Regions from separate parts of the Homo sapiens genome. Here region 1 is linked to region 2. Evidence: read pairs that join two places in POLR2A ChIA-PET (ENCODE). Cell type or tissue: endothelial cell of umbilical vein. All regions are shown on one strand. Each heading gives the region's core, and the rest is flanking DNA. Links, peaks and the distances in the headings are about the cores only. Region 1 overlaps HADHA (hydroxyacyl-CoA dehydrogenase trifunctional multienzyme complex subunit alpha). Region 2 overlaps ASXL2 (ASXL transcriptional regulator 2).

The links. ChIA-PET counts read pairs that join two places held together with the same protein. Peaks named below come from ENCODE experiments on the same cell type or tissue, not always from the same donor. Only the 100,000 strongest peaks of a DNase experiment are listed, where the experiment ranks them.
Region 1: POLR2A ChIA-PET joins it to region 2 with 7 read pairs; 2 of 35 experiments call an interaction of 5 or more read pairs at or near these places.

The regions. Positions count from the first base shown.
Region 1 is chr2:26,232,607-26,237,991 of GRCh38, forward strand. HADHA (hydroxyacyl-CoA dehydrogenase trifunctional multienzyme complex subunit alpha) reads right to left here. Exons shown (of 20, transcript NM_000182.5): 4 at 4,249-4,382; 5 at 1,611-1,749. Among named protein-coding and RNA genes, the nearest start is that of HADHA, 9.3 kb to the right of the region's middle. In endothelial cell of umbilical vein, for the core only: no CTCF peak of the experiment used is centred there; no DNase peak of the experiment used is centred there.
Region 2 is chr2:25,791,915-25,797,299 of GRCh38, forward strand. All of the region lies in intron 5 of ASXL2 (ASXL transcriptional regulator 2), which reads right to left. Among named protein-coding and RNA genes, the nearest start is that of ASXL2, 84 kb to the right of the region's middle. In endothelial cell of umbilical vein, for the core only: no CTCF peak of the experiment used is centred there; a DNase peak (open chromatin) is centred at 2,737; H3K27ac peaks cover 392 bases.

The sequences.
Region 1 (5,385 bases), core at 124-5,123, 440 kb after region 2:
ACTTACAGTGTCCTAGTTGGCTTTGCTTTTGCCTTTGCTCACACCATACCATATGCGGAATTGTTTTTCCCTCCATATTCTGGTTAATCAAATTCTGCTTATAGTTTAGGACCAGGCACAGGTTTTCTTAATTAATATAGTCATGTGTCACATAATGAGGGGGATATGTTCTGAGAAATGTACCATTAGGAAATTTTGTTGTTGTGTGAACATCGCAGAGTGTACTTACACAAACCCAGATGGCAGAGCCTGCTACACATCTAGGCTATATGGGATAGCCTATTGCTCCTAGTCCAGCAGTCCCCAACCTTTTTGACGCCAGGGACAGGTTTTGTGAAAGGCAATTTTTCCAAGAACTGGGGGTGGGGTGGGAGGGAGTGGTTTCAGGATGAAACTGTTCCACTTCAAATCATCAGGCAATAGAGGCCAATGGAGTGCGCAACCTGGATCCCTCTCATGTGCAGTTCACAACAGGGTTCCAGCTCTTATGAGAATCTAATGCCACTGTTGATATGACAGGAGGCGGAACTCAGGTGGTAATGTTCACTCGCCCACTGCTCACCTCCTGCTGTGGGGCCCAGTTCCTAACAGGCTATGGCCTGGGAACTGGGGACCCCTGTCCTAAGGGGCTACAAACCTGGACTGCATGTGACTATTGAATACTGTAGGCAACTGTGGCACAGTGATAAGCATTTCTGTATCTAAACACAGAAAAGGTATAGAAAAATGTAGTGTTACAGTCTTATAGAACCACTGCTGTATGTGCAATTGGTCATTGAAACGTTATGTGGTAAATGACTGCATATGTGAAAGTGTCTGGCACAGAGTTCAGCATGTGAAAAGTGCTCAATGAATGTTTCCTTTTCCCCTTCTTTTCTTTCCTACATGTTCGGGTCTAGTAAGCATCTCTTCTCTCAAATCTTCTATTATTTACCGTCTTTACTACTGACAAAGCACTTATATTATGCTTTATGTGTCTCAACCAGACTTAAGTAGCTTAAGAGCCTAGATCACACTTCTGAATCTTTGCCCTGCAAACTTGAACAAGATTTTTACAGCTGAAAAGGACATTAGAGATGCAGTTCAAATGAAAACATCACACCTTCATTTACTTGCTTTGTGCCACTTGCTCTGTGTCATGTGGATTAAGGATTAACACCTATCCAGAAGTTTGATAACTAAAAACAAAGCTATTTAGGCACAGTGGCTCACACCTGTAATCCCAGCACTTTGGGAGGCCGAGGCGGGAGGATCACCTGAGGTCAGGAGTTTGAGACCAGCCTGGCCAACATGGTGAAACCCCATCTCTACTAAAAATACAAAAATTAGCTGGGCATGGTGATGCACACCTGTAATCCCAGCTACTGGGGAGGCTGAAGCAGGAGAATTGTTTGAAGCCAGGAGGCAGAGGTTGCAGTGAGCCAAGATCGTGCCATTGCTCTCCAGCCTGGGAGACAAGAGCAAAATTCCGTCTCAAAGCAAAAAACAAAAAACAAAGCGGATTCTCCTCCAGAAACTTTTTCCAGGCAAAGCAGTAGCCTAAGGGTTTACAGCTGATGAATGCCACCAATGAGTTGGACAGTGTCTCAATAACTTTAGAATATCTATACCTCAAGTCCTCCTCCCAGGCAGGATCCATTGATGGCAGCCACAATAGGCTTTGTGGACTTTTCAAGTTTCTCAACTATTCTCTGTGCTTCTTGTGATAGCTGTGTTACTTCTTGAAGGGTCTTGCAAGCGGCTAACATGCTGCATTATCCATAAAAGTAGAGAACAGAGAAAAAGATAAAACTATAATTTATTTGGTTCAATACTTATTCACTATACACTTATCCTATCATGCATCAATATTTGATGACAAATCTTCAAATAGAAGGTTAAGAATGATTTTGCTTCAAATAGCACAATAGCAGCAACATCATTTCTCCATAAAGAGTGTTAAACTTCTGGATCCATGAGACCATCCCGGCTAACACGGTGAAACCCCGTCTCTACTAAAAATACAAAAAATTAGCTGGGCATAGTGGCGGGCGCCTGTAGTCCCAGCTACTTGGGAGGCTGAGGCAGGAGAACAGTGTGAAACCGGGAGGTGGAGCTTGCAGTGAGCCGAGATCGCGCCACTGCACTCCAGCCTGGGCGACAGAGTGAGACTCTGTCTCAAAAAAAAAAAAAAAAATTCTGGATCCAGAAAACATAAATGTGTTGCATAATTTATTTTTACTTCTGTAATAAATCATTAAATTACAAAGCTTGGTACAAGGGAAAATCATCTTTGGTAAATTACTTCACTATCAGATTAAACATTTCACTATCAGGTAGTTAACAGCAATAAAAATGACGCAAAAGAAAAGCTTCCAGGTTGTTTAGAGAAATCTAAAACATTTTAACAGATCCCACTAATGAATAAAAATGACCAGGTAGGCCAGGCATGGTGGCTCATGCCTGTAATCCCAGCACTTTGAGAGGCCAAGGCAGGTGGATCACCTGAGGTCAGGAGTTCGAGACCAGGCTGGTCAACATGGTGAAACCGCGTCTCTACTAAAAATACAAAAATTAGCTGGGCGTGGTGCTGCATTCCTGTAGTCCTGGCTACTCGGGAGGCTGAGGCGAGAGAATCACTGGAACCTGGGAGGTGGAGGTTGCAGTGGGCCGAGATCGCACCACTGTACTCCAGCCTGGACAGCAGAGGGAGACTCCGTCTCAAAAATAAATAAGTAAATAAAAATGATCAGGTGCAATGATGTTCCACTCAATGTCCTTTAATTTCAGTTTGTTTCATTTGCTATTTTGTGAACACACTTAGGATATGGATTTTGTACTTTTGACCAAGGATAACTAGTATATTCTGTAATTTTATACACTGAGAGTTGCTCAGCTGGCCTCATAGAAGCTACATGTATTTTCCTCTGGATATAGGTAGCTACTGCCAGGTACATCAGTGTCTTGTTAGACTTTATAAATGTTCTGTTTAATGTTAATTTTTTAGAAGACCCAAAATTATCTTATCAAGTGGTTTTTCTTCTAGCTGAATTATTTGTGCCTAACAAGAGACTGATTACTACACATAAATAATTACACTTTCAGTACAAATTACTAAACCTACAATGCTGGCTATCATTGTCTAAAATACAAAGAACATAACAAATACCCATATTTTAATGGAATTGACAACTTAACATTTTAACCTATTAAACTGACACTAAAATATCATTTCCCCTCCTTATGTATGTGTAAACAATTGTAAATAAGTTAATGTAGGCATGCATTCCACCATTTAGCAGAGGAAAAGAAAATACTAGCTGCATCTGTAAAGCTGCCTTTAACAATCAAGTCCTACCACCCACTTCATTTCCCCAAAGCAGCCATCTTCATGTTTGTAGTGTCTCCTTCCAGACCAACTACGATTGTGTCCATAAATAGTATCAAGAATTATTCCATGTTTGGTTTTAAAACATTTATAGAAACTATATACTGTATGAAACATTCTGCAATTTGCTTTTCTTTTAACTTAACCTTATGTTTTTGAGTTCTAACATCATATTGTGGATCTAGTTAATTCCTTTTACCTGTTTTGTAGTATTCTATTGTGTGAATAGTCCACATTTTACTTACCCATTTTCCTACTGACTGACATTTGGTTTTAAATTCTTCATTATTTCACACTACACAGGACCAAACATCCTTGTACACTGGTTCTTATAAACAAGGGGTGAGATTTCTCTAGATCACATGATGTGTGTGTGTGTGTGTGTGTATATATATATATATATACTCTGTGTGTGTGTGTGTGTGTGTGTGTGTGTGTGTGTGTGTGTATATACTTTTTTTTTTTAAGACAGTCTCACTCTGTCACCCAGGCTGGAGTGCAGTGGTGTGATCTCGGCTCACTGCAACCTCTGCCTCCCAGGTTCAAGGGATTTTCGTGCCACAGCCTCCTGAGTAGCTGAGATTACAAGCGTGTGCCACCATGCCTAATTTTTGTATTTTTAGTGGAGACAGGGTTTCACCATGTTGGCCAGGCTGGTCTTGAGCTCTTGGCCTCATGTGATCCACCTGCCTCGGCCTCCCAAAGTGCTGGGATTACAGGCAAGAACCACCACACCCAGCCTGATACGTACATTTTCAATTTTACAGGCCTGTGTCACTGTGCCCAGCACTTCTACTTTCTTTTAAAAGGAGAAATTATTAGGCCTAAGAAACACACTATTAACCAAGATAAAAGGTGACTTCAAGTTTCCTAAAACTTACTTGATATCAGCACCTGCAATAAAGCAGCCTGGCTTTGATGAGATAAGGACGGCACTTCTGATTTGATCACTAGCCCAGATTTCATTCATAACTTCTGAGAACTCTGAATGTAGCTCTTTACTCAGTGTATTTACCTGCCAAAGGGAAATATATACAGGTAAGGGTTTAAATTTGAAGCACTGGATGTACGTACCACCATCAAATGCTATTTTGATTATAAGAAATATACTTATCCGGCAGAAATATACTGTTAGAAGAGAGTAAGAAATATCATTCTCCCAGCAAGTCAGTAGCTTTCTATTCAGGCAGCTTTGGCCCACTACAAGCACCCCTTCCTTTAAAAATAGGTCTTCTCAAAGGAGAAACTCAGGGTCATCCTCAGAGTTTGAATCATATGTAGGCTATAAACAAATAGGTCTACAAACATTTATTGGCATGGAAAAAATCTGCATAATGTTAAGAAAAAAATGAAATACAAATAAGACATATAGGCCAGGCATGGTGGCTCATCCCTGTAATCCCTGCACTTTGGGAGGCCAAGGTGGGCGGATCACTTGAGTTCAGGAGTTCGAGACCAGCCTGGGCAACATAATGGAACCTTGCCTCTACAGAAAATACAAAAATTAGCCGGGCCTGACAGCACACGCCTATAGTCCCAGCTACTCAGGAGGCTTAGGTGGGAGGATCACCTGAGCCTGGGGAGGCTGAAGCTGCACTAACCTGTGACTGTGCCACTGCACTCCAGCCTAGGCAACAGAATGAGACCCTATCTTCAAAAAAAACCATATAGTATGATCTTAGTTTTGTAAATATTATTCATTGAAACTGAATTAAATGTGATTATCCCATGGAAGATACCAAGAAAAAGATGTGGTTATCTTTAGGTTTGAATTATGAATGTTTATTATTTTCTTCTTTATAATTTTTTATAGTTGAAAAATTTTCTACCATTGACATATATTACTTTTGTGTTCAGGAAAAATGTCCAACCTAAGAAAATTCTGAAAAAATATCTTAAGCTTGAATCATTGGTTAGTGAGTGCTAAAATTTACTCTAGTAAAGGGGAATGGCTCTTATTTACCTTAATTTGTGATAGTTGTCAACTGCTTCCATCTAGGTCTTATTACATCTAAGCC
Region 2 (5,385 bases), core at 133-5,132:
TCATTCAAATTTGTTTCCCAAATACCTGGCAAATAATACAGACTGGAGAAGGCATGAGTGTAACAAGTAGTTTCTTTGCTTGTTTATTCATTCATTTCTTGAGACAGGGTCTCGCTCTGTCACCTAGGCTGGAATGCAGTGGTCCCATTATAGAACACTGTAGCCTTGAACTCCCGGGCTCAAGCAATCCTCCTGCCTCAGTCTACCAAGTAGCTGGGACTACAGGCACACACCACCACATTCGGCTAATTTTACTTTTTATTTTTTGTAGAGACAGGAGTCTCACTATATTGCCCAGGCTGGCCTCAAACTCCTGGGCTCAAGTGATCCTCCCACCTTGGCCTCCCAAAGTGCTGGGATTATAGGTGTGAGCCACCACAGCCTGCCTAACAAGTAGTTTAAACGGAGATATTACTTTGGTTGTTATCAATAAACTAATGGCTTAAACAACACTTTTTAGGATTATAACTTTATCCTCCAATGTGGACTGCTCAACAGATTAAAACAATTCTTAACAACACATTTTTTTGTCTAATTAGAAACAAAAATGCTTGCTTCTACATAAACATATAGAAATAAAAGATTAACAAATTCTGATCAAAAGATCGAGTTACTATTATTTGATTAAAAACAAAAAAACAAAAATCATTACATAAAAGAAACCCAAAGAGTAATCTAGTAAATAATTTTTTTCTTTTTTTTTCTTGAAACAGTGTCTCACTTTGTCGCCCAGGCTAGAGTGGAGTGGCGTGATCTTGGCTCACTGCAGCCTCCGAGGCCTCCTGGGTTCAAGTGATTCTCTTGCCTCAGCCTCCCGAGTAGCTGGGATTACAGGTGTGCGCCACCACACCCAGCTAATTTTTGTATTTTTAGTAGAGAAGGGGTTTCACCATGTTGACCAGGCTGGTCTTGAACTCCTTAACTCACGTGATCTGCCCTCCTCGGCTTCCCAAAGTACTGGGATTACAGGCGTGAGCCACCGCACTCGGCTGATAAATTTTTTTTTTTAAAGCTTAATATTAAGTGTTTTCAGAAAAACATTTAAAACAAATTTTAGGCCGGGCGTGGCGGCTCACACCTGTAATCCCAGCACTTTGGGAAGCTGAGGCGGGCAGATCACTTGAGGCCAGGAGTTTGAGACCAGCCTGCCCAACATGGAGAAATTCTGGCTCTACTGGTATGGTGGTGCACGCCTGTAGTCCCAGCTACTGGGGAGGCTGTGGCAGGAGAATCGCTTGAACCCGGGAGGCGAGGTTGCAGTGATCTGAGATCATGCCACTGCACTCCAGCCTGGGTGACAGAGCAAGTTTCTGTCTCAAAAAATAAATAAAATAAATATAACAAAACAAATTTTGGAACTTGAGGCTTATCAGTCAGTTTTACATAGTTCACTGCAGTAGCTTCTCGTTGCTGGATATTTACATACTGCTCACTGAGTTTAAGTCAAAAGGTACATACATACATTATTACAGCATTGAGAATTTTCCATTTCAATGGATGATTATAATGTCGAACAAGGTCAAAAAGATACAGACTATTAATAGTAGATGCATTTGAGTTAAAAGCTTAAGTAAATAATCTCTGACTTAAATTTTTATTTTCTCCCAAAGACATTTAATGGGCCCCTATGAAGTATTAGGGAGAGATCAGACACTGAAGGATTGGTAACAAAATTGAAACTTAAGAACTATATATAGTTGAAGAATTGATTGTTGAAGCACTGATAATAATCGAAGTTTCCGAAATGATTTTGATCTTTAGAAACAGTTATGTTTCTCTTGAGGGAGAGTTTTTATTCTAACAGGTCTTTCTTTAGAGGTAATGGATCCTTTTTAGTTCTAAGTCCCTTCCTCCAACACCAAGTGCAATCTACTCCAAACTAGGCAGGCGGTGTTTCCTGATTATATTCAGAGTCCCCTGGCCTAAATGGGAAAGGCCACACCTCAACACTTTCCTTGCTTCTGGGTAGTCTAACTATCCAAAGCCCTAACAGTGTAGCCATCTTTAACACAACACAGTGCTAAAACCTCCAATTCAGCCACCAATAATAACCTCAGAGGAAAAGAGAAAATCTCCTAAAGGTCTCTCTCCATCTAAGTTAACTTGCCAAAAAAAGTTTTGCCTCCAGTATACTTTTAAAAGGAGACATAATCATACCCATTCAGTAACTTAACACACATGTAAATGTTAGAAGGTAGATAGGTTTATGGTATTTTAAATAACTCCAGACACAATATATATCAAATTCCTGATTTAAAGTAGTTCTGAACAAGCAGTAAAATTAACATTAGTTCACACTAGAGGAAACAGTGATTCCTTACAGAGAAAAGGTATACTTTATGTAATTAATTTCATTCTTAAGACACTTTAAAAGCAGACCAAAATCTAAACAAAACTTTTTCTATCAGAAGATAAAAATAATAGTCCTACAGTTGCTTCATAATGCAATATTTTATTTTGGGGAAAAGGCAGAGACTTCACTTAGCTATGATCATAAAAAAGCAATATAAATAGTGATTTTCGTATTCATTTTTCTGAAGTTATTATTCCACCTTACCTTTATTTGGAATTCCATAAAACTCTTCTCTGAACATTGTGTATCCTGTCTGAAAACTAGCAACCAAAACTACAAACTTTTAAGTCTTCCACTTTACACAGAAATCAATAAACTAGTTTTAATATTGGACTGAATTTCAAAGTTCTATTCTCTGTTCCTATTTGGCTGAAAGGTATACATATATCAAGAAAGTTTCTATCGATTTTCAACTAGAAGTATCAGTTTTGCTGTCAGAGCTCTTTATTTTTGTACATAAAAGGAAGTGGGTTTTGATACTATCTCAGTGTTCTTCCTGTCTTACAATGCATTTGAAATAAAGTGATGTCAGATTGAGAGTAAAGGCCCGAAATAAGAAAAAGTAATAGGCACAATTAGCTTGCTTTACCTTTATTGATAACTAAGATTTAGAACTGCTTTGCTGTATACTCACTGCTGGCTACATGTCTGTCACTTTAATTTGCACTGGACTACAAAAACATCCACAAATATATAATATATACCTACAAATTATATGGTATCTATATCACATGTATGACCCATGAAAGACAGATGCATATTCTATGAGAGACTAAATCATTCTTCATAATTGGTAGCTTGGCATTCATTTCTTGAGAATATCAGAGCTGCTTAAACATGAATCACATGTGACATCATGCGCACCTCTCACCTCACCTTCTAGATACCACACACCGCCCATTTTCCTCTAGGCTTTATTATAGACTACCTGCAACCAGAAAAGAGCTTTATAGAGCATCTCATCTTACTGTAAACTGAGGACAAATAATCAATATTATAATAATTTCTAGAAAAGGAATAAATGAAAAGCAGCTCAAAAACAATTGGACCCAATATTCAATTTGATATTACCTTATTGTTCATGTCTTCTATTATTATGCAGAGTGTGGAGCAAGGTTATGTTATTCATATCTACCTATTCGGCTACTGACAATAGGGTTCTATGGTTAATTCTTGGATCTTCCTACATCTTAACACATTCACCTCAAATTCTTAGAGACAGCCATTAATAACCGTTAGTTATAAGCAAAAGAAACACAGATACAACAGCCACTATTCAAAGAGCAGCATATGTGGCTCTTGAAAAGCAAGGGCCCCAAGTATATTCCCATTTTACAAGACTTTCTTTAATATTGATTTCCCTGTCCCAATCCCATCCAGAAAACATGAATCTTGCTAATTGCTTCCCTTACTTGATGACCTGGCTTGGCTCCTAATCTTAGATCTACAATTCCAAACTTAAAAGGAAAAGCTTAAAATGAGGAGAATCAACACTTGTGAAAAGAAGCGAAAAAATTAAAATAAAAAAAAATAAAATGAGGAGAAGCAGGGGATAGAGACAGCCCTTTACACTTTTGGCTTCACTTTTTCAAAAATACGTGCTTAGTGGACCCCAGGGAATGGAGGGCCCTGGACTACACCTCTTTTCACTACTGACAGGGATTAATTTAAAACCACACATCAACAATTAACTAGTCAGAAGCACCCTCTTTGTCTTGCTTTCATTCCATTTATTCCTAACAATTGAGGTCTGGGTAGCTCTCTAAGTGGTTATCAACTTAAAGCTAAGATTCTCTGATTACAAAGTTCGCTCAAATTATGTATGTAGTAGCTATAGCAGAGAACAGATGAGGCCATCAATTATCTCAATTCTCTCCAGGAGTAGCAAAAACATTAACAGAGGGATGGTAGTGAATTATAACTATTTTTCTAATATAGGCATAGTAACCATTCTGAAGGGACTTAAATGAATGAGTCTAGTATTCCAACATAACCTGAGCTTCTAGCTCCAAAGACAACTCACCTATCATCACTCAAATCTAAAAGGATATTCAAGCTAGAAAAAATCTTGAATGTCTGTTTTGCTCTGGAACATGTCAGTCCTTGTAAAGGAATCATCAAGAGTTGGTTTAAAATTTGCCTTGCCATGTACAGCTAAATTATAAATATTGGGATAAACAAGATTTGCCCTCTTTGAATAGACTCTGACAAGAAGCTACAGAATAATTAGCAGTAATTAGGCAATAATTCATATCCTTAACTGGAAAATCCATTCCAGGGAAGCTGCAGCAACAGACATTATTCCCTAACGAAAGCTTTTCAGGTGAGTTATGAAGTAGACACCAAACGGAATAAGAGCAAAGACCAGCAGACTAAATTCAGTGTTTGCTAGTAGAAATGAAAAGCATTCTTTTCCTAAGGAGGGTTGTTAGAGCATTAAGTGCTCAAAGTTTAGGCAAGTAAAATAAAAGCATCCTAAAAGGCTATGGATGACTTAAGACCTTAAGAACAAATCCAGGTAAAACCTAGAATGTTGTCTGGTGTGGTAGCCACTATCCTCATGTGGCTATTTAAAGTTAAAATAAAATCAAAATTAAATTCCTAACTAGAACTCCACATGTCAAAAAGAAAAGAAATCCAGATACAGGTCTCACACGCTTCACAAAAAATTAACTCAAAATGGATCACAGACCTAAACAAAAATGAAAATTTCTAAAACTCCCAGAACATAACATAACATTGAAGAAAATCTAGGGGTTTTATGATGACTTTTAGATACAAGACCAAAGACACAGTTCACAAAAGAAAAAATGTGATACACTAGACTTCATTAAACATTTCTGATCTGAGAAAGAAACTGCCAAGAAAATACAAAGACAAGACAGGTGCGGCGGGCTGGATGGGCGCAGTGGCTCACACCTGTAATCCCAGCACTTTGGGAGGCCAAGGCGGGTGGATCACGAGGTCAGGAGTTCAAGACCAGCCTGGCCAACATGGTGAAACCCCACCTCTACTAAAAATACAAAAATTAG